2 separate regions of the Homo sapiens genome follow, and region 2 is linked to region 1. The links are chromatin loops, found by intact Hi-C in ENCODE. Cell type or tissue: mammary epithelial cell. All regions are shown on one strand. Each heading gives the region's core, and the rest is flanking DNA. Links, peaks and the distances in the headings are about the cores only.

Region 1 (15,383 bases), core at 4,087-12,086:
TTGTGGATGGCACTCTCCCCATGAGTACCCCTAGTGATAACTGCCATCTGTACTCATTAAGACATTTAAAAATGCATAAACGTTTTAAAATGTAGATTCTATTTTTATTCAGGTATGATAAGGCCAACAGATCAGGGGACAATTGCCATTTAAAAGATAGCTTATTACTCCTCGTTCCCAAGAGGAGAGGTCACACCTGCACAGCCACGGGAGAGAACACTGAGGTTGGTCACAGGCAGAGGACAGGAGAACTGTGGTTTTCGAGGGAAGGAATGGGTGAGGCAGGGTAAGGCGGCTAAGCAGGTGGAGGACTAGCTAGTTGGAATAGTGTCAGCTGACTCCTGACTGTAGACTGCACTGAGTTGTCTGATATATGATGTCAGGGTGATTAGGGTAGAGAGATAACGGCCTTGAGTATGAAAGTCCAAAAAAGGAGGGATTTGGTGGTAGGGCTCTAGATTGGTTAGTTTGCATCTCAGGGATCAGCTAATCCCAGGAGGTGTAGTCTCTCCCTGGTCAACAAGGCCCCAAAATGTCAAAGCATCAATATGGAAACTAGAAAATATGGGTAATACCACATAAAAAAATATCTTAGGTTATTTTCCAACTTTTCCTAATCACAAATTATACAGTAATAAAAATCCTTATATAGATTTTTGCATGGGTGTATAATTCTGTAAGATACTTAGAAGTATAATTTCTAGATTAAAGGATTTACATATTTTAAGTATGTAATTTAATAAATTACAATTAAAATTTAATTTAATTCCCCCAAAATGAAACATTTTAACGATCCCAGCAATAGTATATGGAGAGGGTCCTTTTTCTCATACTCTCAGTAATACAGGATTTTATCAGTCTTTTAGTCAACTTGGAGAAAGAATGTTAGCAGTCAGCCACTAACAAAAACTAAGCTAATGTGAAAATGTTAATATCAGACAAAAGAGAATCAAATGCAAAAAGAATTTTAAAAGGCAGAGTGATATTTAATTTTTATGTCACCCTCTACCAAGACAGTTAAATGACAATACGGCTTCATGTGTAATTACACAGTTGCCGATGGCAATTTTACATGGTTTAAATTTAATATCTAATTATATAGCTTCAAAACGTGTAATGCAAAGACTCAAATACAAGGAGAATTTGCTAAATCTGTACTTGTCATAGAAATCTTCAAAATACCTCTTTCAAAGATGGTCAGATCAGGAAGAATAAACAAAGATAAAGAGGATCTGAATTAATATAATTAACAAATTTAGGCCGGGTGTGGAGGCTCACACCTGTAATCCCAGCACTTTGGGAGGCTGAGGTGGGCAGATCACTTGAGGCCAGGAGTTGGAGACCAGCCTGGCCAACATGGAGAAACCCTGTCTCTACTAAAAATAGAAAGACTAGCTGGCCATGGCAGCGGGGGTGCCTGTAATCCCAGCTACTCGGGATGCTGAGGCATGAGAATTGCCTGAACCCAGGAGGCAGAGGTTACAGTGAGCTGAGATTGTGCCACTGCACTCCAGTCTGGGCGACAGAGCAAGACTGTCTCAAAATAATAATAATAATAATAATAATAATGAACAAACTTGACCTACTAGATATAGACAAACAGAATATCACTTTCTTTGAGAATTTCCATGGTGCATTTAGTACCTACCAGAACACACACACGAGCATCTTAGATTAACTGAAAAAGTAAGTTGTCCAAGAATAGTGATTAACCACAGATTAGGTTATATCCTAAGGAAAGTGTCCATAGAAAGGGCAGGATATTTCAAGCAGGCTTTGCAAACAGAAAAGCCAGCCCCAACAAAGAATGCCTCCTATGTGTCTTCTGCTGAGGACTCCCCTTGGACTCCAGAGCCCCTAGGCCCCTGTGTCTTGTCAGCACTCTGCTATTTCAGGGCTAAGGAGCTCAGGCTTCTCAGATGTGGCCTGGGAAACACAGTCTTCTAATCCAGGAGAGTAAGAAGATTTAGGACTGACGTGGGTGCTGTTAGAGAAACCCATCTCCTTGGGTATATGGGAGATACCCCGACTATGCAGTCGCCCCCTTCAAATCTTCCTTGGGGGCCTGATCTGACTGACGTCAGGGGGTGCCTACTCCTTCGAGGCAAGAAGCCTGAACTTTCCTTCCTGTCACTGTGAATACTTGGCCAGGGCTGTGAATGTCACCATTGCTTTTCAGGAAGAAGACATGGCAGACTAGGGCTGCACCTTCTTTATGGGCTCTGTAGGTCTGAAAGAAATCAGATCAGCCTGGGATCCCTCAGCCAACTCTGAAGACAGGATGGGGATCACGCCTGCATGTTAAAGAGATTTCTGCCTTGTTGTGTCTCATGGTAAATAAAAAACCCAGCAAAGAAGGTAAGAACTTTCTGTCTAGCCTAAAGTAGAAATGGGTGAGAACAGGAGGGCGACACTTATGTTTTTACCTAGGAAATAAATACAGAGTTGTTTTGAGACAAAGGTCAAAGACAGCTCCTCTGTTATCTATCAACTCATCCAGATGGGGTCTTTGCTATCTGTGTGATGAGATCTTCAAGTGCTGGGTGACCATTCTGCCCTGGATTTCTTGGGCTCACTTAGTGGACAGATAAACACTTTTTTTTTCCACCTAAGAGACAGAGTCTCACTATGTTGCCCAGACTGGAGTGCAGTGGCTGTTCATAAGTGCAATCATAGCACACTACAGCCTCGAACTCCTGGGCTCAAGCAGTCTTCTCACTTCAGCCTCCTGAGTAGCTGGAACCACAGGCATGCTGCACTACCACCCCTAGCTAATTTTTGTTTTTCATGATAATGTGAGGCATTGATGATGCTAAGTCAAATTCTAGAAGGAGAAGGGGTCTCACCCACGTTGGGTGGATGTACTCATCACCTGGAGAGATGGCTCAGCTTGGGAAATCATCAGGGGGAGAAGACAGCTGGTGATTACCAAAGGTGCTGATTCAACAATCTCGGGCTCCCTCAAGCTCGTTTTCTGTGGCTGACCTTATGAAGTTTTCACATTTTTAGTTTTTCCCTTGAGAATTATTCTACTTCCCCTTTCTGTTCATTTCCTTTTTTTTTTTTTGAGGTGGAGTCTCGCTCTGTCACCCAGGCTGGAGTGTAGTGGCGAAATCTTGGCTCACTACAACTTCCACCTCCCAGGTTCAAGCGATTCTCCTGCCTCAGCCTCCCAAATAGTGTAGCTGGTATTATAGGCATGTGCCACCATGCCCAGCTAATTTTTGTATTTTTAGTAGAGATAGGATTTCACCATCTTGGCTAGGCTGGTCTCGAACTCCTGAGCTCAGGGGATCCAACCGCCTCAGCCTCCCAAAGTGCTGGGATTACAGGCATGAGCCACGGCACCCAGCCATTTTTCTTATTGATTTCTAGAATGTTCTCTGCTTGTCCGTAGATGACTCCATCTTCTTCTCTTAAGCAGCCATATGGGATACCTATTTAGTCAGAGCCACTTTCTAATTTTTCTTATGTGTAAAAATTTTAGAAAAATATCATTTATTGATTTTTAATTACAAAAGCTGTAATAGAAGTATATAAGTTAAAAATGGAAATCTCTCACCCAACCTCTTTCTCCAGAGGTAATTACTGTTAATAGCTTGGTGTATAGTCTTTCATTTTTATATACTTACTGACTTTTTTTATACAGATGATATCACACTAGGCGTGCTCTTCTGGAATTTGCTTTTCTTCATGTAACAATATATCTTGGGGCCGTTTTCATATGATTACATATCGACTTGCCTTGTTCTTTGTCATGGTGGAATACATTCCATTGTTTTTAAAGCATCATGATGTATTTTGTTGATTCTTTACTGATAATTATTTAAGGTGCTTTTTATCTGAGGAGGAGAAGAACTTTAAGAGATTTTTGAGGATGTCATTTAAGAAAATTCCTTATCTATGTTTTTCATGACGATGACAAACATTTGCAAAGTACTCCTCATATATAACCTCACTTCACACTCCTAACAACCCTGTAATGACGTTACCATTATCCATAAATAACAGAGAAACAGATGAGACCAGGGAGCCCCAAGGCAGGGATCACATGTGCCTTTGCTGTTATAATGGTAGCTAGGTACCCCTTTTCCCCTTCCACATGACATAGGAAAACATATCCTTTTTGTCCTTGGTGACAAAAGGTCACCAAGAGTTAGTTACAACTACCTAATGGGAGACTTCATTTCTTTCATCTCTTGTGGTTGTTCTAAATAGTTTATTGGCCCATGATAGATATCAACTTCCTTACTCTAGGCAATGCTATATTTCTATCTCCAATAAATTCTTTGTAGGTCATCTTATTCTGCCACCATTTTTGAATTTATAAATTCATGAGAAAAAAAGTTGCCTAAGGGCAAAAGAGGATTTATTTAATAAAAATCTTTGACCCAGCAATAATCAGTATCCATCCTGCTGATTCATGCAGCATTGAAATAGTATGCCTTTTACTGCCTCCAAGAACATATTTTTGGTTGTTGATATTTTAAAATAAATATGACATCAGATTCAGTCCATCAACATATATTGAGGTTTTATTGTATAGAAAGCACTTTAAATATATCATTTATGATCCTTGAAGATACATAGATGAGAAAACTGAGTCTCTGAGAGCTTAAGTGCCCAAAATTGAGTGAGAAGGTGAACAAAAATTCTCACCCACATCAAACACTCTTAAATACACAACTTGGCTATGCAGGCAAGTTACCAATGTATCAAAGCAACTTGTGAGTCATTGACAAGCAGAATCATTGCTGAAGTCCCTTCTAGTTCTAAAACTGTGCAAATATTTAGGAGCAGTTTTGTTGGTTTGGACATGATGGCTTCTCACTTTACCCCAAACTCAGATTCTGGTATCATGACATCTCATAGAACTAGGAACCATTTTGCACACAAAAAGAGATCACAGTCTTTTTTCCTCTGGTTGTTTATTCAAAATAAACTAGCCAACATAAGCAAGGTAAGACTTTAATTTTGATTTTCAGAGAAAAAGACAACAACTCTTTGATAATCCCCAGTATCACAACCTTCAAAAATAGCGGAGGAGAGTGGGGTAGAAATGAGGTAGAGAAAAGAGTAAAAGAAGTGGGATTCGCTCTTGATGTTAAGTCAGTACATCTCACATTACCTCCTGAAGAAGAACTAGAGAAAGTGTCATCTTTGTTGTATAAAAAGAAATATGGCATAATGATCCAGCAATCCCACTACACTTTGGGTGTATATCCAAAGGAAGCAAAATCAGTATTTTGAAGAGACAATTGCATACTCATGTTTATTGTAACATTATTCACAATAGCCAAGACATAGAATCAACCTGTATGCCCATCAGTGGATGAATGGATGAAGAAAATGTAGTATATATGTACAGTGGAATACTATTCAGCCATAAAAAGGATGAAATCCTGTTCTGTGTGACAATATGGGTGAACCTGGAGGACATTATGTTAAGTGAAATAAGCCAGGCACAGAAAGACAAATACTGCGTGATCTCACTCATATGTGGGAGCTAAAAAAGTTGAGATCATGGAAGTTGAGCATAGAGTAATGATTACTAGAGACTGGGGAAAATAGAAGGAAGCAGGAGATGAGGAAAGTTGATTAACAGGTACAATGTTACAGTTAGATAGAAGGAATAAGTTCTGGCACTCCATTGTACAGTACCATGACTATATCTAACAATAATGCATTGTATATTTCAAATAGCTAGAAGAGAGAATTTTGAATGTCCTCATAACAAAGAAATAATAAATGTTTAAGGTGATGGATATGCCAATTACTATGCTTTGATCACACAATGTATACATGTATCAGAATATCACATTGTATCCCATAAATATGTATAATTATTATGTGTCAGCAAAAAATAAATAAGGCATAAAGTTTATTCAGTTAATATTTATGGAATCCCTACTACATGTCAGGCACTGTGCTAAATCCTGGGGATAAAATGATGAATTTGCTTACAGTCTTTCTCTGAAGGAACTCACAGTCTAATAGTAGAGAGATACAAGATTAAAGACTGTAATATGGTATTGCAGTGATGGAAATGTGAACAGGATATTCAGGAGCTCAGAGGAGGAGCAGGTCAAGCTGGCTTCTTTAAGGAAGGTGATACTTAAAGTGAGCCTTTAGCAATGAATAAAGTTAGCCAGCTTAAGAGAAGTGGGATAGAAAGAACATTCCAGGTAAGAGCAGAAACACAGAGGTCATGGTAGTTAAAGCACAGAGTTTGAAGAAAGGAGAGAAGAGAGACGAATGTTGGGAACAAGCCCCCCAAAATCTGGCCGTAAACTGGCCCCAAAACTGGCCATAAACAAAATCTCTGCAGCACTGTGACATGTTCATCATGGCCATAACGCCCATGCTGGAAGGTGGTGGGCTTTCCAGAATGAGGGCAGGGAACATCTGGCCCGCCCAGGGCAGAAAACCGCTTAAAGGCATTCTTAGGCCACAAACAATAGCATGAGTGATCTGTGCCTTAAGGACATGCTCCTGCTGCAGTTAACTAGCCCAACTTATTCCTTTAATTCGGCCCATCCCTTCGTTTCCCATAAGGGATACTTTTAGTTAATCGAATATATACAGAAACAATGCTAATGACTGGCTTGCTGGTAATAAATACGTGGGTAAATCTCTGTTCAGGGCTCTCAGCTCTGAAGGCTGTGAGACACCTGATTTCCCACTTCGCACCTCTATATTTCTGTGTGTGTGTCTTTAATTCCTCTAGCACCGCTGGGTTAGGGTCTCCCTGACTGAGCTGGTCTCGGCAGACGAGGCTTTTGGGGAAGATTTGTTGTTGTTGTTGTTGTTTTAGGCAGAGTCTTGCTCTGTCGCCCAGGCTGGAGTGCAGTGGTTACACATCTTGGCTCACTGCAACCTCTGCCTCCCAGGTTCAAGCCATTCTCCTGCCTCAGCCTCCCAAGTAGCTGGGATTACAAGTGTGCACCACCACACCCAGCTAATTCTTTTGTATTTTTAGGAGAGATGAGGTTTCACCATGTTGGCCAGGCTGGTCTCAAGTGATCAGCCCACCTTGGCCTCCCAAAGTGCTGGGATTACAGACATGAGCCACTGCACATGGCCTGGAAGATGGGTTCTGTTTGGAGTCTGAGACACCCCAATCAAAGTGTTTAGCAGGGAGCTGAATATGTGGGGCTGAAGTTTAGGGATCATCTGGGATGGAGACAGAGATCTAAGAGGTAGGAAGTGATAGCTGAAAATGTGAGAGTTAATTAAACCAGCCAGGGAGCATATACCACGTGAGATCAACAGATATTTGAGACTAGAATGCAAATAAAAATCAACATATAAGGGACAGACAGAGGAAAATGAGCTCAAGAAGCAGAGACAGTAAGTAGTCAGGAAGATGGGAGTAAACATAAGAGTTTAGTATCACAGAAGCTCAAGGTGTAGAATTGAAATAAAGGTGTGGCCTGGCCAGGCGCAGTGGCTCACGCCTGTAATCCCAGCACTTTGGGAGGCCGAGGCAAGCGGATCACAAGGTCAGGAGATAGAGACCATCCTGGCTAACACAGCGAAACCCCGTCTCTACTAAAAATGCAAAAACAAAATTAACCGGGAGGCTGAGGGGGTGAGAATGGCGTGAACCCAGGAGGCGGAGCTCGCAGGGAGCCAAGATTGTGCCACTGCACTACTCCAGCCTGGGTGACAGAGAAAGACTCTGTCTCAAAAAAGAAAGAAAGAAAGAAAGAAAGGTGTGGCCTATGGAGACAGATGGCCTTGCTGTTCTGGCAAGGTAAGGACTGAAAAGATGAAGACATTAGAGGCATCAGGAAAGGCTTTGATCAATAGTGAGGATGAAAAAGGTGATTTTGAGAGGAAGTAAAGAGAAAACTGTAGTCTACCCTTGAGATAAATCTGGATGAGAAGACAAGAGAGGTTGGGTGACAGTTAGAGGAATATAGGAGGTCAAGGGAGGAGGAGGTGGCGGATGAATTGCTTTGAGAATGCAAAATAAGAGATTTCAGTATGTTTCTAGACTGAAAGGAAAAGGCAGTGGAAAGGTTGAAAACGGGAGACCTAGGGAATGACAAATGGAGGGAACTCTCAGGGGAGGAACATCTTGTGCACTTAGACTGGAGAGGTGGAGAGGATACTCTCACATGATTCATAGACAATTTGGCCCACCCGATTTAATACTCTGCCTGCATCTCCTATTACAGATTCTCTCTTCATTTTGTCAGCAAACAGCTCACTGTCCTCTGGATCTGCTGCGTCCTGCAGGAGCATTGCGCTTAAACTATGGGAAGCGGCACCTCCACCCAACATCATTTTGCTTTCCAGAATGCAGAGAGAGGTACGTGTTTCCCACTTTCCAAACCAGCTGTGGGTACCACAAAGCCCATATTGCATGGAGAGGGTTGGGGGTTCTGAGGGTAGAAGCAGAAAAACCCTTAAATTTCTCCTCAGGCCAGCTCTTAGAGGTCAGCTTCTCCTCCTTGTGACATGCCCACCAAAATGTCCAGTTGAAGTATATTTGACAGAATTAACATTCGCTCAGGAAGTTAGTGTTGTCCATTGGGGTTGATCCCAAACTACCCAGGTACAAATGAATGAAATAAGGTTGGGCAAAGAGGGGATGAAACACATTCCAGGCAGAGGGTAGAGCACGTCCAAAGGTCATGAGGTGGGAAGAAGGAAGCATGAGCTCCCTCTAGTGGCCAATCTAACAATTTTTTTTTTAAAACAATAGGCCAGGAGTTGTGGGTCACACCTGTAATCCCAGCACTTTAGAAGGCTGAGATGAGAGAATCTCACCTGGGCCCAGGAGTTTGAAACCAGCCTGGACGACAGATCAAGGATCCTATCTCTACAAAAAAAAAATTTTTTTTTTTTGAGGCGGAGTCTTGCTCTGTCGCCCAGGCTGGAGTGCAGTGGCACGATCTCTACTCACTGCAAACTCCTCTTCCTGGGTTCAAGCGATTCTCCTGCCTCAGCCTCCCGAGTAGCTGGGATTTCAGGCGCCCGCGACCACGCCTGGCTAATTTTTGTGTTTTTTGTAGACACTGGGTTTCACCATGTTGACCAGGCTTGTCTTGAACTCTCACTTCAGGTGATCCGCCTGCCTCGGCTTCCCAAAGTGCTGGGATTACAGGCGTGAGCCACCGTGCCCAACCTAAAAAATTTTTTTTTGTTTTTGAGACCGAGTTTCCCTCTGTGGCCCAGGCTGGATTGCAATGGCACAATCTCGGCTCACTGCAACCTCCGCCTCCTGGGTTCAAGCGATTCTCCTGCCTCAGCCTCCCAAGTAGCTGGGATTACAGGCGGGTGCCACCATGCCCGGCTAATTTTTTGAATTTTTAGTAGAGACGGGGCTTCACCATGTTGACCAGGCTGGTCTCGAACTCCTGACCTCAGGTGATCTGCCCGCCTCGGCCTCCCAAAGTGCTGGGATTACAGAAGTGAGCCACCATGCCCAGCAAAAAAAAAAAAAAAAAAATTAATTAGCTGGGTGTGGTGGCGAGCACCTCTGTAGTCCTAGACACTCAGGAGCCTGAGGTGGGAGGATTGCTTGAGCACAGGAGTTCAAGCCTACAGTGAGCTATGATCATGCCACTGCCCTCCAGCCTGGGTGACCGAGTGAAATCATTTCTAATATGGTAGGGATATCAACTGTGATATAAATTGCAAATATTTTTTCCCAGTTTGTCACTTGTTTGGACCAATTTTGGAATTAGCTTCAGCTCAGGGTTTCCTTATCTTGTGAATAACACGAATTCAACCCACACACGCCACAGGCTGAGACTTTCTATCTCACTGAGTTCTAGGTCAGCTCAGCTCCTGCTACCACAGGGGCCGGTAGGCAGAGATTTATTAGATCACGCAAGGTACAGAAACTTCCCCAGCTCCTGCCTTTTCACAGACAGTCCAGTTACCACTCCCTGCCATGCACAGAACCCAGGAACTCACTCTCATCCCCATACAGGTGTTAAACCCCAGCTCCTGAGACATGTGTCTGGTTGAGATTCCCCTGGGGCCTGCCTGACTTCAGTGCCTCTAACTGCCTTTGGCTATGGGTTCCGTCTTCATTTCTGGCACCCGGAGATCTCCCTTCAATGCTTTTGATTTCAACTATTGGTTAAAAAGAAATTTAGCTTATTTTATGCAGCTTTTCTTAATGTGTTGGAGTGTGAGGGAGTCCTACATCTGCTTAAGCATGCCATTTCTTATTGGAAGTCGATATTAGGCTCTCTATTTTCCTTAAAGGGATGTCATAATTCATTAAGTTTTTATTGCACCTTTTGGCAAGCTTATACTTCCATTACAGAAAGGTACTTCTTCCTAGAGGCATCATTTTTTTCCTTTAAATCAGTGTTGTATATAGAGACATAAATATTCTTGACAAAGATAATAAAAATAAGAGGGTAACCATCAAAAAAATTCTCTGTTCTATCTTTCTTAAATAATTTACCTATTCTCCCATACCCTACTGTGCATTGCCTTGGTTCACAATTTTCTCACAGTGTTGTTATATGTAGAGTTTTTACAGCCCAGGTGTATTTGTAACTTGTACCCTAATAATTTAGTTTACACATGGCCCAAGTAAGAGGGGCCTATACATTTTTGCATTGTGCTATTAAAAATACATGATGGGATAAAGGATATTAAAAGATCCTGCACTTCCCAGAGCCCATCTCAATTGAAAGCAAGCCAGCTCCCCACCACACCCTACCAGATAGTCAACCGGGAGGAAGAAAAAAAGAGGGAGAATGAAAGGTGTTGCCCACTTCTGCTGCCTGAGTAGCCAAAGCAAGACTGAGGATGTAATACGTATGTCTCATCATTGGCAGCACTGGCCATAGAATGCTCAGGGCAAGGTGTTAGCAGACAACATTGATGTCCATGATCTTCTTCAGTGGTCCTTAAACTTTAGCACAAGTATGAATTATGTATGGAGCTTGTTAAACCTTCAGATTCCTTCCTGGATTCCAGCGGTAGAGATTCTGATGTTACAGGTCCAGGGTGAGGTGTAGCAACCTGCATGTTTACCAGGAATCTCTAAAGAATCTGTAGCACCAGCCCTGGACCTTTCATTCACTATTCTCTTTTGTGTGTGAGTGTGTGTGTGTGTGTGTGTGTCAGAGTCTCTAGCCCAGGCTAAAGTGCAGTGGTACGATCTCGGCTCACTGCAACCTCTGCCTCCCAGGTTCAAATGATTCTCCTACCTCAGGCTCCCAAGTAGCTGGGATTACAGATGCCTGCCACCATGCCCAGCTAATTTTTGTATTTTTAGTAGAGATGAGGTTTCACCATATTGGCCAGGCTGGTCTTGAACTCCTCACCTCAGGTGATCCACCAGCCTCAGCCTCCCAAAGTGTTAGGATTATAGGTGTGAGCCACCACGCCCAGCCTCATTCACTATTCTGAACATGGTTTTACAGAAGTCAGTCAGTGGGGTTCAACCTCATCGCTTACTATTTAGTGAGTGCCTTTGAGAAATACTAGTAGTATGAATTTTTTTCATAGGAAATCAAATTTATCTTTGTTTAAGTTCCTCCCAGCTTCTCTTTTCCCATGTCACCATCATCTTTCCTCTTAGGGAAATCAGCAAGAATTCTATTATCTGTCTAATGCAAACGAAACATATTAAATCAATCTGTCTACTCTTTATGAGGTTGACCTGAGTCAGCCTGCAGGATTTCTAATCCAGCCTGCAGGATTTCTAATCCAGCTTTATCCACAAATAGTCCATTCATCACCAGCAGTGTATCTAAGCCTTGGAGCTTAAAAAGAATCTAGTTATGTGGACAGCTGTTCCCTTCTCTGGCAACAATACTTGACCACACAGGTCCTAAACCTTATATAAAGAATGAAACTCCACACCCTAACCTGCCCTACCTGGTCACCTAGCACAGGTCCTGGCAAAAATGAGAGGCCCAGTGGCCATGTGGGGGACTGCATGGTCAGTGCTGTCTATCTTATGACGGGGGTGCTTAAAGCCTGTAGGGATATCATGGAACTGGGGATGGCAAGCATGGGAGCTGGGACACAGTTGCTACCCCCTGACATCGTATGATGCATTCATTTGAGTATTCGTTTATTGTTTGCTTTTCCTAGTCTTCATCTGGCCCCGCCCCTTTTCCAGATGAGGACATTGAGGCCCCAGATGACTTGTCTGAAACCACAGAGCTTGTCAGGGCAGTTCTAGGTCTAGATCCCAGGTGTCCTGACATCCAGTCTATTGTCACAATATCAAAATGTCCACCCCACCCCCGCATTATAACCTGTCAGGGATGCTGCATCCTTGCAATCTCATGAGTTTACATCTCCTTCTCGGAATCCTGGCAGTCCAACCTTTTCATCCCTATACAGAAATGTTTTCATCAATACATGGGAATTCTAATCAACCTACAGTGATATGAGTATAACCATCAGGCAGGAATGAAGGGGAGGGGCAGGAAATGGGGAAAAGCACTATTGCCAGCAGAAAGGGAAATACTTCCTATGGGCGTCAATGGGTAGTGCTTCTGCTCCATCTTGTCCTCACATATACAGTGGGAGAGGGCTGAGCAGCTTCCTCTCCCTACCCCCAAACCCCTGGCCCAGGGAGTCCGAGCTCACAGGCTTGCTTCTCCATCGGTGTCATAGCCTTCAAGGCAGCAGCCCTGATCCAGAGATGGTACCGGCGCTACGTGGCCCGCCTGGAGATGAGGCGGCGTTGCACCTGGAGCATCTTCCAGTCTATAGAATATGCTGGGCAGCAAGACCAAGTCAAGGTACAATGAGATGTGGGACGGAGCCGCCTCCTGCTCTCCCTTGGGCAGCAGGGCTCGGGTGCTCCTAAAGTGAGGCCAACTGGACTACTTGTGGGTTCTCTTTTCGCTCACCTCTAAAGCCACGTCTCCTTGGGTTCTTCTGCAGCTCCATGACTTCTTCAGCTATCTCATGGATCACTTCATCCCCAGCAGCCACAACGACAGTGAGTATGAACTGCCACATGTCATGTCCTCCTGTCGCAAGGCCATAGATTACACGGTGAGGTGGGGGATGCACAGGGAGTGAAACCGTGAATCTGGTGACAGCCAGGGAATAAGCAAGGGGCTGAGGAGTAAATGGCAGACTGGGGTTTTATGCCAGGTTCTCCTGAACACACACCTGGAGACAAGAGTTTGGACGCAAGGAATTCATTTATTAAGTTCAAGAAACCCTGGGGGTGGGAGGGAGTGGGGAAGGGATTCAGGAAAGGAATCGCAGCCAGTCCAGCAACTCAGTGTGCCTAGGAAACAGTGCAAAACGCAAGCCTCAGAATTATACCCCCTGCAGGCAAAGGGAACTGGAGTTTTTCTGTGTCAACTCCAGGAGTCATTGGTTGAAAGCGGCTGGGGAGGTGGGAGAGAAGTATAGGAAGGAGGCTTTTTCTTTTCTTTTCTTTTCTTTTTTTTTTTTGAGACAGAGTCTCGTTCTGTGACCCAGGCTGGAGTGCAGTGGCATGATCTTGGCTCACTGCAACCTCTACCTCCCGGGTTCAAGTGATTGAACCTCAGATACCCAAGTAGCTGGGATTACAGGTGTGCACCAACACACCTGGCTGATTTTTTATATGTTTAGTAGAGATGGGCTTTCACCATGTTAACCAGGCTGGTCTTGAACTCCTGGCCTCAAGCGATCCACCTGCCTCGGCCTCCCAAAGTGCTGGCATTACAAGCGTGAACCACTGAGCCAAGCCAGGAGGTTGTTAATTCCATAGCATTTCTGGCCTGCCATCCGGATCCAGGAAATAAGTCCTCAGTCTGGAGATGCCAATGCTGGCAGCTGGAAGCTGCTGGAAGGCACTGCCAGGTCTGATGCACCTGTTGCGCTCACTAAATGCAACATAAATACCTGTGATTTTTCCACACTGGCTTTCCCCTTTCCTTCTGCTTGCAAATCCAGGTCCCTAAATTTCTGTACTCTCTAAGTCTGACAAATCTTGATCTTTTAGAATAAAAGTAGAAAGCATGACTTTTTCCTCCTGCCCATCCTAGACTGTTGTCACTTTCTCCTTCCTTTTTCCTCTTCTGTGCTGGAGCTGAAGCTGAAGCCAGATTAACCATGTCCTGCTTCAATAGTCCAGGGAAGGACTTTTTTTTTTTTTTTTTGAGACAGGGTCTCACTCTATCGTTCAGGCTGGAGTGCAGTAGTATCATCTCTGCTCATTGAAACCTCTGCATCCCAGGCTTATGTGATCCTCCCATCTCAGCCTCTTGAGTAGCTGGAACTACAGGTGTGTGACACCATGGCTGGCTAAATTTTTAAATTTTTTTTGTAGAGGCAAGGTTTCCCTATGTTGCCTAGGCTGTTCTCAAACTCCTGGGCTCAAGCAATCCTCCCTCCTTGGCCCCGCAAATTTCTGGGATTAGAGAGCCACCGTGCCCAGCCAAGGACTATTCTATAGTGCCCACAGACTGCATGATCAGATGATCATAAGCTGATCCACCTTTTCTATCTGGACTAGGGGACTTCCTGACCCGCATATTCACTGAGGACAGATTCGCCCAGGACTCCGAGATGAAGAAATGCAGTGACTATGAATCCATAGAGGTACCCGACAGTTACACGGGGCCACGCCTCTCCTTCCCACTCCTGCCTGACCATGCAACTGCCCTGGTAGAAGCATTCAGACTGAAACAAGTAAGCTCACCTGGGGAACCTGGGTCACTACCAACTCCATGAAATGTGTGAAGGGAGACGAAACCCAGCACAGAAAGAATGGCCCCAGATTTAGGGTGTTCATGTCATGTGTCCACTAGAGAGATTCTACCCCTGCTGTGCTTAGCCAGGACCTTGCAGTCAATCAGCCAGTTCTGATGATTGACAGCTTTTCTTCCTAATCACATAATCTCTCATTGTTCATTCATCCCACACATAACTACTGAGCACTGCTGTGTGCCCCACATTGCTCTGGGCACTGAGGATACAGCAGTGAACAAAACAGATAAAATCTCTGCCCTTATGGGGCTGGCATTCCATCGGGGAGGCAGACAATGAACAATAAATAACAATAAATAAGACAATTATGCAGTATATTAGAAGGCGATGAGAGCTATGGAAAAGAATAAACTAAGTTATGGATGGAAGAAATAGCAATTTTATAGAGTTGTCTGGGAAGGTGATTTCTGAGCAAAGATCTAAGGTGGTGAGGAATGCGCCGGAGAAAGAGCGTTCCAGGTAGAGGGAGGAACACATGGAAAAGCCCTGAAGCAGAAACTTGCCTGGACTGTTCACGAACCTCGGGAGGCCACTGTGGCTGGAGAAGAGGGAGCCAGGGGAAGAGTAATGGAGGTGAGGGGGTGGACTTTTATTCTTCCAAAAGAGACAGGGAGACAGCAGACATAGGAATGACATAATCTGACTTGTTTTTTTGTTTTGTTTTTTTGAGACAG
Region 2 (15,383 bases), core at 3,919-11,918, 200 kb before region 1:
GATGATAAGAACTAAGGCTAGTGACCCAGAATCTCTCCTAGGTTAAGCACCTCTTGTTCGTTTTTTAAAAATTCAACCCAAAGACCTCGACCCAAAATTGGCATTATATGTAATATATAAAATATGCTTCCTAACTATATAATACGTTATAGATAATTTGGAAAAATACAGAAAATTATTAAAAATTAAAGTTCTCTTAAAACTGCAGATCTCGGAAATACTCTACTCATTCTTAACATTTCTGGTGTATTTCAATCATTTTGCTATGCATACATATATATACATATACATTTTTAAAAGTTAATATTATACTCTATATGCAGTTCTATATCCAATTATTTACCATTGTATTAAGAGTACTTTCTTCTATCTTTAGATGGTTTTGAAAACATGATTTTTAAGTTGCTTAGTGTTTCATAATATAGGTAATATTTTATTTAACAATACCCAATGGTTGGACACAGGTTGTTTCTAAATTTTTGCTACTGTCAAATAAAAATTATAGGAGGCCATTGCTTCAGACTAAGTTTCTGCAGAAGGCCCCAACAGACCAGACTAAAAATCGAAATGGAGTCACCCATGCTAAAGTTCCACATCATCTAAACTAAGTTGTCTGAACTTCTAAGAAATCAGGAGAAAGAAATAACAGAATTTCCCAAATTGGCCATTTTAAAATCTTCAATCAGCTTGATAAATGAAGTTCCCGATGCTTCAATCCTTACACACAAAAAAGGTAGCCTGAAATAAACTGATGTTAACTAATCAGTTATTTTTCTACTGTTCTGTCTAAAAGTAATTAATATACTCTGTTCTTTGCTTCCACTTTCTTTGGCTCTTCTCTGTCTTTAAAGCCAAACTTCTGTGCTCAGCTCAATGAATGCTTATTCTATGGAATAAAGTGTTGCCCAATTCTAGAATCTCAAATAAAGCCAATTGATCTCTTTAAATTTGTTGTAATTTTGTCTTTTGACACTACCATAACACTGTGATAGGCATTTTTGTACACAAATCTTTGTGTTCATCTCTAATTTCCTTGGGACAAATATCCAAAAGTGTTATAACCGAGTCAAAAGGTACAAACATTTTTAAGACTAGTAATACATACTACTAAATTGCTCTCCAAAAAAGTTCCAATTTATAATCTCGCCAGTAATTTATGAGACTGTTCCTGTCCCGGTATCCTTGAGGACATCTGAGTAATTTTTTTTTTCCAAGATGGAGTCTCACTCTGTCACCCAGGCTAGAGTGCAGTGGCGCGATCTCGGCTCACTGCAACCTCCACCTCCCAGGTTCAAGTGATTCTCCTGACTCAGCCTCCTGAGTAGCTGAGACTACAGGCGTGTGCCACCATGCCCGGCTAATTTTTGTATTTTTAGTGGAGATGGGGTTTCACTATGTTGGCCAGGCTGATCTCGTGATCCGCCCACTTTGGCCTCCCAAAGTGCTGGGATTATAGGCGTGAGCCACCCCGCCCGGCCATTTGAGTAATATTAAAAATAAAACAAAAACAAATACTTGAGGATAAGTTACACTTGGAATGTACTAAATAATCAAATGGATATAGCTAATGGCATATATTAATCAGATTGCTGGTGACAGAAATAAATACAAAGAATAGTCATTTTAATTTAGAAAAAACAATATTTGTTATGCCCTGCCCAATATCCTAGAGGTCACAAGAATGTGGGGAATAATTAGTCACACCTTCCTCTATTTGGTGGGATGACCTAAAGATTGTTAGACAGGAGAAACAGAGCTGCTATGTCATTTTTCTAAAGAATTCTACCTGAAACCCAGGAGAGTCTCTAATATACCAAACCAGTAAGCTAAGGTGAGCTCTGCCTTCCTCCCACTTTTCTTACCACGACATTCTTCCCTGTTCCCACATGTAAAGGGAGATATATTGCAAAATGTAAGCCCCCAGAATTTACATAAATGTCTTACCATGGTCTTCAAGCTTCTGGTTTTTCTCACCTGAGTTACAAAAAGAAGCTTATCAGTTTTAACAATGGAACAAAAGAATTGGCAGTTACTATAGCTACAGCAAAATTATTTTCAGTAAATATGAAAATATTCCCACCTGTAAAGGGAGGTATCTTGTAAAATGTAAGCCCCCAGAATTTATAAAAAATGTCTTACCATGGTCTTCAAGCTTCCAGTTTTTCTCACCTGAGTCACAAAAAGAAGCTCATCAGTTTTAACGAAGGAACAAAAGAATTGGCAGTTACTACAGCTACAGCAAAATTATTTGCAAGAAATATGAAAATATTCCCACCTGTAAAGGGAGGTATCTTGCAAAATGCAAGCCCCCAGAATTTTTTTTTTTTTTTTTTTGAGACGGAGCCTCGCTCTGTTTCCAGGCTACAGTGCTGTGGCACGATCTCAGCTCACTGCAACCTCCAGCTCCCTGGTTCAAGGGATTCTCCTGCCTCAGCCTCCCGAGTAGCTGGGACTACAGGCATGTGCCACCACGCCCAGCTAATTTTTGTATTTTTAGTAAAGATGGGGTTTTACTATGTTGGCCAGGATGGTCTCAATCTCCTGACCTCATGATCCTCCCGCCTCGGCCTCCCAAAGTGCTGGGATTACAGGCATAAGCCACCACGCCTGGCCAAGCCCCCAGAATTTATAAAAATGTCTTACTATGGTCTTCAAGCTTCTGGTTTTTCTCACCTGAGTCACAGAAAAGAAGTTCATCAGTTTTAACAATGGAACAAAAGAACTGGCAGTTACTATTGCTACAGCAAAATTATTTTCAGGAAATATGACTATAAAGAACCATTTGATACGTCCAGGAAACTACCCTACTAAACTTAAGTTGTCGGTCACAGTCTAAATGTACCTTGGCTAATGAGCTGGAACATTCTCTGCCCCTACTATTAAGAAAAGTCATTACAAATAGCTTGTCTACCAGGGATCTCAAGGAGCCGAGAAAATGTCTTTGTTGAAGAGTCAGCTAAAGTCCCTGGGAAGTGATCAGTAGAACCTGTGACTGCAACGGAACAATAAAAAGAAGGGCTGCTAAGCAAGTCTTCAAGGCATAAAGTGCTTCACTTCTATCAGGACAGGAAGTATTTTCCCAAACATGAAATAAATTGCATGTTTTAAAAAGGCTGGAACCTCTTCTCTTTTCAACAAAGAAAAATTTATTGTAGCCACATGAGCCAAACACATGATAAGGAACTTATGTGCAAAGAAATGATTTGGGCCATATATCCTTCAGTGGAAACTTTAAGAGCATCTAATCACCTACATATTTTAGTTAAATCATAGTAAACATCAAGCATCTGCATATTTGAGAGATGCAAACATGCTGAGTTTTGTATTTTTGTCTGAGTATTTGGAGTCACACAGGTTCATTTCAATGACTGAATACAGAGCTATACCTAAGAAGCCCTCATAACTGGTCAAGAATGACTCTAGCTCTTCATTCTCACCACCCGTATTCCCCGGAAAATTTCCATATTGTTCAGATCTCCACGAAGCCAATTCTCTTATTTGAGGAAGGTATATTTCCCTAGAATAGGTTCTTTATTTTTTTCCTCTCATATAGGCCAAGTCACTGCTTTATATCTGCAAATTTTCTTCAGCTAAGAAATACATTTGCTAAACAAGAAAGAGCTATTAAACATCCAGGTAAGGATTATTATTATTAACTTTGGAGACAGAGTTTCACCCTGTCACCCAGGCTGGAGTGCAGTGGGTGCAATCTTGGCTCACTGCAACCTCTGCCTCCCAGACTCAAGTGATCCTCCTGCCTCAGCCTCCCAAGTAGCTGGGACTACAGGTGCACACCACCATGCCTGGCTAAGTTTTGTATTTTTTGTAGAGATGGGGTTCCGCCATGTTGCCCAGGCTGGTCTCAAACTCCTGGGCTCAAGTGATCCACTCACCTCGGCCTTCCAAAGCGCTGGGATTACAGGCGTGAGCCACCATGCCCAACCAAGATTATTTTTAAAAATTAGAACATACTCACCAGGGTTGTAGACATAGATGGGTTGAAAATATTCTGAAATACAGACATGTTTTCATTACATGGTACTATGCTCAGATGTGAATGTCAGGATCAGTCTATTTTTAAATGTTCATTAAAAATAAAGATTGTGTTGGCTTATATTTAAGAAACATAAAAATACAGTTACTATAACAGATATAAAATTTCAATTCAAAGACAAATGGATGTGAATTCACTTTTATTTTTTTGAGACAAGAGTCTTGCTTTGTCGCCCAGGCTGGAGTGCAGTGGCACGATCCCGGCTCACTGCAACCTCTGCCTCCCGGGTTTCAAGCAATTCTCTTGCTTCAGCCGCCCAAGTAGCTAGGATTACAGGCGCCTGCCACCACACCTGGCTAATTTTTGTATTTTTAGTAGAGCCAGTTTCACATGTTGCCCAGGCTGGCCTCAAACTCCTGACCTTAAGCAATCCACCCGCCTCAGCCTCTGGATGTGGATTCATTTAAGTTACATGAAAAAAAAATTCACAGGAAAGCTAGCCAGAAAAACAGCTAGAAACAGAACCTTGCTTTTGAACTTTTTTTCTCTCTCTTCTGATACCTTTGGTATGTTTTTAAACTTTTTAATGAGGAAATCTTCAAAAGGATCCACCCAGAGCATGTCTTAATCCAAAGGCATTTTTGGTATCTTTAATTCAAATTTATTAGGCCTCTTTGATAATGCTGTTCCTTAATACTCTTAGAATTTTCTGTCTGCCTTCCCAAATCTTTCCCATAGTCCTCTAAGAAAGATTTTTTTTTTTTTTTTTGGTCACATCCTCTTATTTTTCCCCGAGGAAGTTAAAATCTACCGCATTACCCTTCTGTCATCCCATTCTCCTCCTTCCTCGACCTATATTCATGCCATTCCTTCATTGGTCTCCCAAATGTTATTTCCTAAGATAACAAAATACAGGAACAGGAGCTAGCTCTTTGCATAGGAGTCAAGTGGGAAATGGCTGAAGATGTAGGGGAATTAAGGAGTCCTTAAACTCCTATAAGGTCAGGCTCAGATGACAGTGGCGTGTTCCCTTCATGCCCAGGCCAATGCAGTGTCTGAGAGAAGAGCCACAGGCAAGTCTTGGGGTGGGGATGAGGGTGGCAGTGGGGACTGGCAGCAAAGGCTCCTAGGCTCTCCACCTGAAAAGGTACTAGCAGTAGTAGCACAATTTAGCCTTGAGAAAATGATGTTTGACAGAACGACAGTACAGTGGTGGGGTAGCTCTGACCCATAGCTATGAGAAGTAACTGATAAAATTCCTATTATAGGGATAAGACTTTAAAGCTATCTTACCTAGGTTCTCAATACAGTTTTCGGTTTTTAGTCCTGAAACACAAAGATAAAGCTTTATTAGTTAGACATAATATACCCTAGTAAATATTTCAATTAATCTATGGCTGTTGGTAACCTAATCTGTCAGCTCCTGGTTTATCAGACTCATAATTAGTAAGATGCAAATTGCAGGCTGGGCATGGTGGCTCATGCCTGTAACCCCAGCATTTCGAAAGGCTGATGCAGGAGGATCGCTTCAGCCCAGGAGTTCAAGACCAGCCTGGGCAACATAGGGAGACCCCATTTCTACAATTTTTTTTTTTAAATTAGCCAGGCATGGTGGCACACACCTGTAGTCCCAGCTACTCAGGAGGGTCAGGTGGGAGGATCGCTTGAGCCCAGGAGGTTGAAGCTGCAGTGAGCTGTGATCATGCTACTACACTCCAGCCTGGGTGACAGAGTGAGACCCTATCTCAATTATTTAAAAAAATTGCAGAACAATTATATTTTAGTATTTATAGTACAGCCACCAAACAGCCATATGACCTCTGACAAAACACCTAAGCTTTCCGGAATTCAGTTTTCTTATCTGTATCTTTTACTAGGAGACTGCTTCAAATGACTTTCAAGGGCCCATCCAGGGCTAATACCTTATCATTCTATTCTATAATTAGTCGGCAAAATTTAGGAGAAAATTTACCTGTCCAATTAATCCTCTCTTCAGATACTAAACGTCCTCAACAGCAAACCTATCCCTCTACTACAACAATTCCTATCCTTTGAAGAAGAAGAATCTCAATCAGACCTTCAACATCCTTTAACATTTGAACAAAGATCCTTCACATTCATATAAAGAAAACGGGTTGGCATGCCCCAGAATATTCATTTGTATATGAGGAAATCCACAATATTTGGAGAACAGAACGTGGCATCTGACAGTACTTTTTGAAAGGCCCTAGATGCTCTCACTGGTGATGCCCTAGAAAAAGTTGTCAGCACTGCAGTGATTCCCCTGAGACTTGACAGAAAGGGGAATCTACCAGCCAACAGCAGTAAGGTAAGAAGGTTAGTGAGACAGTATACAGATTGGGTGCAGTATGAGCCATACGGAAGGCCTACCAGAATGCATAACAAAGGTCTAGATGCCTCGTGGTCTCTACTTCATACCTGGCGAACACACTAATCTAATCTGGAAGTTCAGCTACCTGAGGAGGAGCCTCTTTACCTACAATAGGAGAATCCCTAGAGAGGCCTGGCTCCTAAAAAAGATATATACTTCTATAATCTGCTCTCAAGTCCTGCTCCATTTGTAGTGAGTGTCTGAACCAAAAACCCAGGTGATTTGGTCCACTTTCTACTGGTCCAGGAAATAACAGATGTGTTAGAATCTGGACAGTGCCCTGAGGCTAAACTCAGGCATTTGACTAGACTAGAAATTTAAAAATTGGTTCTAGAGATTATTACAAAATGTTGTCTCAGGGTATGGTGGCTCACACCTGTAATCTCAGCACTTTGGGAGACCAAGGGCGGGTGGATCACCTGAGGTCAGGAGTTAGACACCAGCCTGGCCAACATGGTGAAACCCCGTCTCCACTAAAAATACAAAAATTAGTCCAGCGTGATGGTGCGTGCCTATAATCCCAGCTAGTCGGGAGGCTGAGGCTGGAGAATCACTTGAACATGGGAGGCAGAGTTTGCAGTGAGCCAAGATTGCGCCACTGCACCCCAGCCTGGGTGACAAGAGCAAAACTCTGTCTCAAAAGAAAAAAAAAAATGTTGTCTCAGCAGGAGATGAGTGAGTACAAGCCTCATCCAGAGGGCTTATTTGAGGGTAAGGTGAAGGTGAGGGGAATTGTGGATAAGAAAGCTACAGATGTAAGTTGAAAGGTGCAGCCTGGGGACCAGGCACCAGGGGGATTTTAAAAGCCTTTTGTCTGTAGCACAAGTTAGAGCATGTTTCTCAAAGTGTAGTTTTCCAGCCACATACTTCAGAATCACCTGGGTGCTTATTAAAAAGGCAAATTCCAGGACCATAGCCAGGACTATTATTGCTACATACTTTCTAGAGGGGGATGCCTTGTGATCTGCATTTTAAATAAGCACTCCAAGTGATTTTTATGCACAAAATTTTTGAAGGCCTCCTGAATAGAAAAGAATGGGTATCTTTATTTATTATTATTTTTTCTTTTTGAGATGGAGTCTCGCTCTGTCACCCAGGCTGGAGTGCAGTGGCACGATCTCGGCTCACTGCAACCTCCGCCTCCTGGGTTCAAGCAATTCTCCTGCCTCAGCCTCCTAAGTAGCTGAAATTACAGGCACCCACCACCACATCCAGCTAATTTTTGTATTTTTAATAGAGGCAGGGTTTCACCATGTTGGCGAGGCTGGTCTTGAACTCCTGACCTTGGATGATCCACCTGCCTCATCCTCCTAAAGTGCTGAGATTACAAGCATGAGCCACTGTACTGGCCTCTTTAATGTTTAACACAGAGTCATTTTGTTAAGATTGCATTTCTCCTCCCTATTTAAACTCTGGATTTAATCTTCTGTTTAGCATTTTCAATAGCAGTAATCAAACTATTTTGAGTTTCTAAAGAAATAGCAGGGTTAAAAATGGATAAGAGAATTGGTCCAGAAATAAAAGAAGAGGCATAAATATATAAGGAATGAAAAAGGAAACCTAACAACAGATTCAGCAGATGTAAAAAGATATGAGAATATTATGAACAGCTTTATGCCTACTAATTTGAAATACAAAGGCAAATGGACAAATTCCCAGAAAAATTTAACTTACCAACCCTTAAGTAGTTTAAAATTTTTCCAGAAAGAATATACCAAGATAATTCAATTTTTATAGACAGAGTACCAGAGAGAAAGGAGTGGCACAAACAGAGAACTCCAGAGATCTGCAAAGGGTTTCCCTCAAGTATTCAGTGGAGTGCTGATCAGATTATATGTGTTAGAAAACTACCCAAGGCCAGAGAAAGAACCCACAAGGTCAAGAATAGTGTCTATTCCCATCAACCAGGCTGGAAAACCTTATAATTCACAGGCATTAGGTAGAGTATTGAGAAGGGTACAGCCTCAGCAGTGAGAAATAATGAGCCCTGGATTAAAGTGTCTCTGGTTCTGCCTAGAAAATCTGAAGAATAAGCCCTAAAACAATCAAACTGTTCTAAAGTAAATTAACTATGTACCAGAACAAAGCTCAAGAATATTTTTAGAAATATAAAATTACCATGCACACAACAAGGTAAAATTCACAGCATCTGGCACCCAATCAAAAACTACCAGCAAAGAAGCAGGAAAATACAATTCATCATGACAAGAGAACTCAATCTAATGAAACTAACCCAGAGCTGACACAAATGTTAGTATTATCAGAAAAGTAAATTAAAGTAGTCATTACAACTGTATTCCATGTGTCCAAAAAATAGTTAAAGGTGTTGTCTTACCTCCAGCTGCCACACAAAATACCCTGACTGGATGGCTTAAACAACAGATTTTTATTTCTCATAATTCCAGAGCTGGGAAATCCAAGATCAAGGTAATGGCAGGTTCAATTTCTGGTAAAGGCTTTCTTCTTGGCTTGCAGATAGCCACCTTCTCACTATATCCTCATTATGTCAGAGAAAGAACAAAGCTATGGTCTCCTTTCCTCTTCTTATAAGGACATTAGCCCCGTCATGGGTACTCCCAGCCCTCATGACCTAATCAAAACCTAATCTAAACCTAATTACTTCTTGAAGGCCCAACCTCCAAATACCATCACAGTGAGGATTAGGGCTTCAACATATGAATTTTGGGGGGGATACATTCAGTAGTGTATGTCATTACTACTAACAGGTGTTAAGTAGAGACGTGGAAAATATAAAAAGACCCAAATTGAATTTCTAGAGATAAAAATTCTGAGATGAAAAATACACCAGATAGAATTACTGACAAACTAGACACTGAAGAAAAAAGATTAGCAAACTTGACATACTGTGGTATGCAGAATAATACCCTTCTTAAAGAGGTCTACATCCTATCCCCAGAACCTGTGAATATGTTATTTTACATGGCAAAAGAGAACAATGGTTGAAGATGCAAATAATGTTGTTAATTAGCTGGCCTTCAGGTGGGGCAATTATCTTGGATTTTCCAGGTGAGCTCAATCTAATAACATAAATTCTTAAAAGTGGAAAAAACAAGAAGTAGAAGAGATGATCAGAGAGATGCGAGGTGCGGAGGACTCAACATGCTGTTTCTTTCTTTTTTGAGATGGGGTCTCAGGGTCTCCCTCTGTCACTTAGGCTGGAGTGCACAGTGGCGCAGTCGTGGCTCACTGCAACATCAACTCTTGGGCTCAAGCAATCCTCCCATCTCAGCCCATCACAGGCAGCTGGAACTACAGATGCATGCCACCATGCCTGGATACTTTTTTTATTTTATTTTTTGTAGAGACAGGGTCTCGCTATGTTGCCCAGGCTGGTCTCAAACTCCTGAACTCAAGTGATCCTCCTGCCTCAGCCTCCCAAAGTGCTGAGATTACAGGCATGAGCCACCACACCTGGCCATCAACATGCTGTTTCTGACTGAAGATGGATGAAGGAGGCCACAAACCAAGGAATGCAGGTAACCTCTGGAAGCTGGAAAAAGCAAGAAAACAGATTCTTGCCTAAGCTCCTGGGAAGGAATGCAGCCCTACCAACACCTTAATTTCAGCTCAGCAAGACTTATGTCAGGCTTCTGAAATACAGAATTTTATGATAATAAATCTAGATGTGTTGTTTTAAACCATTAAATTTGTGGTAATTTGTTATGGCAGCAATGAAGTACTGAAATATACAAAACAATAGAAAACATCTAAAAATGAAACAGAGAAAAATACTAATAACAAGAAACATTAGAGTTTCATTGAGCTGGGGACAACCTCAAGCAGTTTAATATACATATAAACAGAATCCCTAAAGGAAGAAGAGAGGGGTGAAAAAATATTTGCACAAACAGTAGTCACAACTTTCCAAATATGATGAAAACTATGAACCTACAAATCCATAAGTTCAATGAACTCCAAGCACAAGATACATGAAAAAAAAATGACACTAAGTTACATCATAATCAAATTGGTCCAAATAAGTATGATAAACACAAAGTCTTAAAAGCAGCCAGTGGGGAGCAGGGGAGCTAAATAAAGAGGAGCAGAAATGAGGAGCACAGCAGATTTTTTTGTCAGAAGCAATTTAAGTAAAACAACAGAGGAACAGTAAATTTGTAAACTACTAAAAGACAAAAAAAAGATCAATCTAGAATTCTATACCCAGTGAAAACAGCTTTCAAAACTGAAGGTGAAATAAACTTTTCATACATACAACACTTAAAGGTAAATCTGACGAAAGATGGAAAAGCCTTACACACTGAACACTATTTGGATACAGCTGACAGAAATTAAGACCTAAATAAATGGAGATGTTATGCTGTGTTCATGAGTTGGAAAAGTATATTTTTTAAAACTCTTCTCATATTGATCTATAAATGCAAGGCAAGCTTAATCAAAATCCAAGCAGAAATTGTAGAAATTGACAAGGTGATTCTAAAATTCATATGGAAGCATAAAGAACATATAATCACCAAAACAACTTTGCAAGAAAAGAATACAATGAACACTACCTGGTTTTGAGGTTTATTATATAGCTATAGTGATCAATATATGATACTGGAATAAAGATAAATCACCAGGCACAGTGGCTCACACCTATAATCCCAGCACTTTGGGAGGCTGAGGCAGGTGGATCACTTCAGGTCAGGAGTTCAAGGCCAGCCTGGCCAACATGGTGAAACCCTGTCTCTACTAAAAATACAAAAAATTAGCCAGGCGTGATGGCACATGCCTGTAGTCCCAGCTACTTGGGAGACTGAGGCAGGAGAATTGCTTGAACCCAGGAAGCAGAGGTTGCAGTGAGCCAAAATTGTGCCACTGTACTCCAGCCTGGGTGACAGAGCGAGACTCTGTCTCAAAAAAAAAAAAAAAAAAAAGATAAGCTACAAATTCAGAGAAAATATTTGCAAATCACATATCAGACAAAAACCTCGTACCTACAATACATAAATAATTCTCAAAAGATAAGAAAACAACCTCATTAAAAGTGGACAAAAATCTTTGAGCAGGTGTTTCAGTAAATATATACAAATGGCAAATAAGTATGTGAAAAGATGCTCAACATTATTACTCATTAGGAACATGCAAATTAAAACTACAATAAAATACCACCACATATCTATTTAGAACTGTTAAAAAGACATCTATCAAGTGTCGGCAAGAATGTGGTATAGCTAGAACTCTTATACACTCCTGGTGAGAATGTAAAATGGTACAGGTACTCTGGAAAACCATTTGGCAGCTTCTTCCAAAGTTACACATATACCTATCATATAATCCAGCCAATGCATTCCTAGGCATTTACTCAAGTGTAATGAAAGCATATGTCCATACAAAGACTTGTATATACATGTTCACAGAAGTTTTATTTGTAATAGCCAAGGACTGGAAACAACCCACGTACTCATCAACAGGTGAATAGACAAGTAAACTGTGTTATATCCACTATTCTACAACAGCATAAATAAACTATTGATACATGCAACAACACAGATGAATCTCAAAACAATTATGCCGAGTGAAAGAAGCCAGGCAAAAAAGAGAATATACTGTATGATAAGATTTGAATGAAACTCTAGACAGTGCCAACTAATCTGTAGTGACAGCAAGTACATTAGTAGATGCCTGGGGGGACTGGGAAACAGGGAAAGGGAGGAGAAAGGAATTGCAAAGAGGAATGAAACTTTTGTAAGCAACAAATGTAAAATGCTCATTGTCTTGATTGTAGTGATGATTTCATTGGCATATACATATATCAAAACTTACTAAATTTTACTTTATGTGCAGTTTATTGCATATCAATTATAACTCAGTAAAGCTATTAAATTTTTTTTTCTTAATTATGAGGATGGGATGAACAGGACAGGACTAGGTTTTGGATCTGGTCTCTAGTTCCCTACCAAAAGAAGCCCTCCACATCCCTGACTTGTTAAATACTGGAGATTACATGGCTGTCATGTTAGCAGAGAAGTCTACAGTTAGAAACATTAGACGCAGTCTGGACAAGAGTAAATAAAGCCCTCCCACAAGTTCCCTATCTCTTTCAGATCCAAAGAAATTACAAATGTCAATGACTATACTCACAGCTGATTAGAATCTCTGGCAACAAGGCTACGTCAGAATTTGTAGGTCACGAGGACTTCCTCTTTCTGCAGGGCTGTTACTGCTAGCCTGTTAACTGGGCCTAATTGAGACAGACTGTCTTATCGAAAGAAAAGTCATGATTCACTAAACCAGTATCTTATTATGCAATACGTTCTCTCTGAACTAAATTCCCATAAGGCTGGACGAACTCTCGAAAGCTCCACTGTCATATGGAAATCTTACCTCCAATAAAGGGCCAAACCTGGCTACTAAAACCTAATCCACTTTCACAAACATGTGGCTGACCTGCCATTAGATCTGTGGTTTTTCTAAACAGTGGCTGAGGTGTTCACAGGGCTACCAAAGAATATTTTTATTTATTTATTTATTTTAAGATGGAGTTTCACTCTTGTCACCCAGGCTGGAGTGCAATGGCGCAATCTCAGCTCACTGCAACCTCTGCCTCCCAGGTTCAAGTGATTCTCCTGCCTCAGCCTCCCGAGTAGCTGGGACTACAGGTACCCACCACCATGCCTGGCTAATTTTTGTATTTTTAGTAGAGACGGGGTTTCACCATGTTGGCCAGGCTGGTCTCGAACACCTGACCCCGTGATCTGCCCGCCTCGGCCTCCCAAAGTGCTGGGATTACAGACGTGAGCCACCGCGCCCAGCCTCCAAAGAATATTTTAAATTTCAAGAAAAACACAGCCAGGCTTGATATCTGTCAGACACCGTGTGAACTACTAGCTTGAGGTAGAACTCAGTTTTAAAGCTACAGGTTATATCATGTTACAAACTGTTTGATGACATATATCTGTTCTCCCACTGCTATAAAGAAATATCTGAGACTGGGTAATTTATAAAGAAAGGAGTTTTGATTGGCTCATGATTCGGCAGGCTGTACAGGAAGCGTGGCAGGGGAGGCCTCAGGAAACTTACACTCATGGCATAAGGTGAAGGGGAAGCAGGCTCGTCTTACATGGCCAGAGCAAGAGGAAGAGGGAGAGGGGGAAGATGCTACACATTTTTAAACAACCAGATGTTGTGAGAACTCTATCATGATAACAGCACAAAGGGGACGGTGCTAAATAATTAGAAACAGCCCCCATGATCCAATCACCTCCTTCCAGGCCCCATCTCCAACATTGGAGATTACAACTGAACATGAGATTTGAGTAGGAACACAGATCCAAACCATATCATTTGCAAGGTAGGTCTTTTTAGCAATTGTTGTCGCAAAAAGCAAGTATATGTGAAAATCAGTGTGGAACAGGAAATGAGATAGTACACAATCTGATTCCAGGGTCTGAGAAGCTGTGAATGTCCAAAAAGCAAACACATCCCATTAGCAAGTAATTATTGTTAAGAATAAAATAATAGTACTTTTAAAAAGTATGTGCTATTTTTTCAAATGTTTACTAAGGTGTTAAGATATAAATATTTATTAATTTGGGGTATTGATAAATGCCACATTGATTTTCACATATACTTGGTTTCATTACAACAATTGCTAAAAAGATCCAGCTTTGCAAATTTATGATGTCATCAAACAGAATGTACTATGATATAACATGTAACTTTGAAACTGAGTTCCACCTCAAGCTAGTAGTTCACCCAGTGTCTGACAAATATCAAGTATGGCGGTGTCTGTTTTGAAATTTAAAAATATTCCTTGGCAGCCTGGTGAATTTGCTATAGCATTCAGGGACATTTCAGCCACTGTTTAGAAGTACGAATTTCTTATGGTGTTGGATATGTCACTTCCTATTAGGCCTAGAGACATGGATCTTATTGATGTCTCAATCTTAGACAATCCCAGACAACAGTACAGAAACTTTGCTACTCCCAGGAAATGCTAAAGAAAGGTGCCAATCAGAACCAATGGAGATACTTAACATTTAATAAGCACACAAGGGCTGGGGTAGATTTATAACAAATAAATCTGGATAGTCCTGTAGGCTCACCTTCTTTCCCCCTTTTGATGGCTTAGCAGAGAGCTGGCTCAACAGGTCTCAGTAAACTCTACAAAATAATACTACTAGCCACTGGAGTCTACAGGCTCCTCCTTTCTATCAAGGCTACTTTCCAGCCAGGGAACAATATTCCCTGGCCCTCTTACTCTATAAATTATGTAGAGCATTATACAGGCACGCCTCTCTCTATGGAAACATTGACCAAAATGCCAGATAATCTCTGCCTACTCTGTTCAGTAAAAAAAAAAAAAGAGAGTTCAGGGGATGATATGTGCTCTACTATTTCTCTGCATATAAATTTTCTTCCTATAAACCTAGTATATTTGCCCTGTAGGGTGCAGGGAGCCCCAAAGCCATGGCTTCCCACCAGGTATTTATAATTCATTCACCGTCCTCCCAATTGAGGTATAATTTTCCAATGGAGTAATTTTTTTAAGAGATGGGTGTCTCATTATGTTGCCCAGGCTGCACCTGAATCCCTCGGGTCAAGGGATCCTCTTGCCTCAGCCTCCCCAGTAGTTGGGTCTACAGGCACACACCACTGCACCCAGCCCCAATGGAGTAATTTTTAATGATAATGGATGTAGCTTGATTATACAGCTAACATTTCAACTTTATCGCATTTTCTAGAAAAATAGCATAAAAGTTAGTTAACCTGGGCTAATTTTCTATTGAGGAAGGAGAAAGGTTTCTGTTACTCCTTTTCACTCACATCAGCTTGGATTAATACCAAGATTAATGTCTATGACCACCAGGAACTATATTATCTAAAGAGATGTTGATATTCTCTCTGCTTCCTAACGAACAAAGTTTTCAGCTAACTAGTTTTTGAAAAACTCACAATATATATTTATCTTGGAAATCACAGGCAAGTTTAAAACATTGTGGGACTATGTTTAGCACACTAAACGTAACGCAG

What was found. Peaks named below come from ENCODE experiments on the same cell type or tissue, not always from the same donor. Only the 100,000 strongest peaks of a DNase experiment are listed, where the experiment ranks them.
Region 2: a loop joins it to region 1, with 4 times the contacts of the local background. A loop is called at or near these places in 3 of 110 quality-filtered maps.

The regions. Positions count from the first base shown.
Region 1 is chr4:75,889,205-75,904,587 of GRCh38, reverse strand. It overlaps PPEF2 (protein phosphatase with EF-hand domain 2), which reads left to right and starts at 2,136. Exons shown (of 17, transcript NM_006239.3): 1 at 2,136-2,358; 2 at 8,205-8,317; 3 at 12,610-12,737; 4 at 12,883-12,940; 5 at 14,456-14,631. The coding sequence starts at 8,263. In mammary epithelial cell, for the core only: CTCF peaks have their summits at 8,653 (motif pointing left) and 11,923; no DNase peak of the experiment used is centred there.
Region 2 is chr4:76,087,581-76,102,963 of GRCh38, reverse strand. It overlaps ART3 (ADP-ribosyltransferase 3 (inactive)), which reads right to left. Exons shown (of 12, transcript NM_001130016.3): 4 at 5,288-5,320; 5 at 3,977-4,009; 6 at 2,644-2,673; 7 at 2,140-2,169; 8 at 1,945-1,974. Among named protein-coding and RNA genes, the nearest start is that of ART3, 21 kb to the right of the region's middle. RefSeq lists an enhancer at 6,923-7,424. In mammary epithelial cell, for the core only: no CTCF peak of the experiment used is centred there; DNase peaks (open chromatin) are centred at 7,233 and 11,733; H3K27ac peaks cover 264 bases.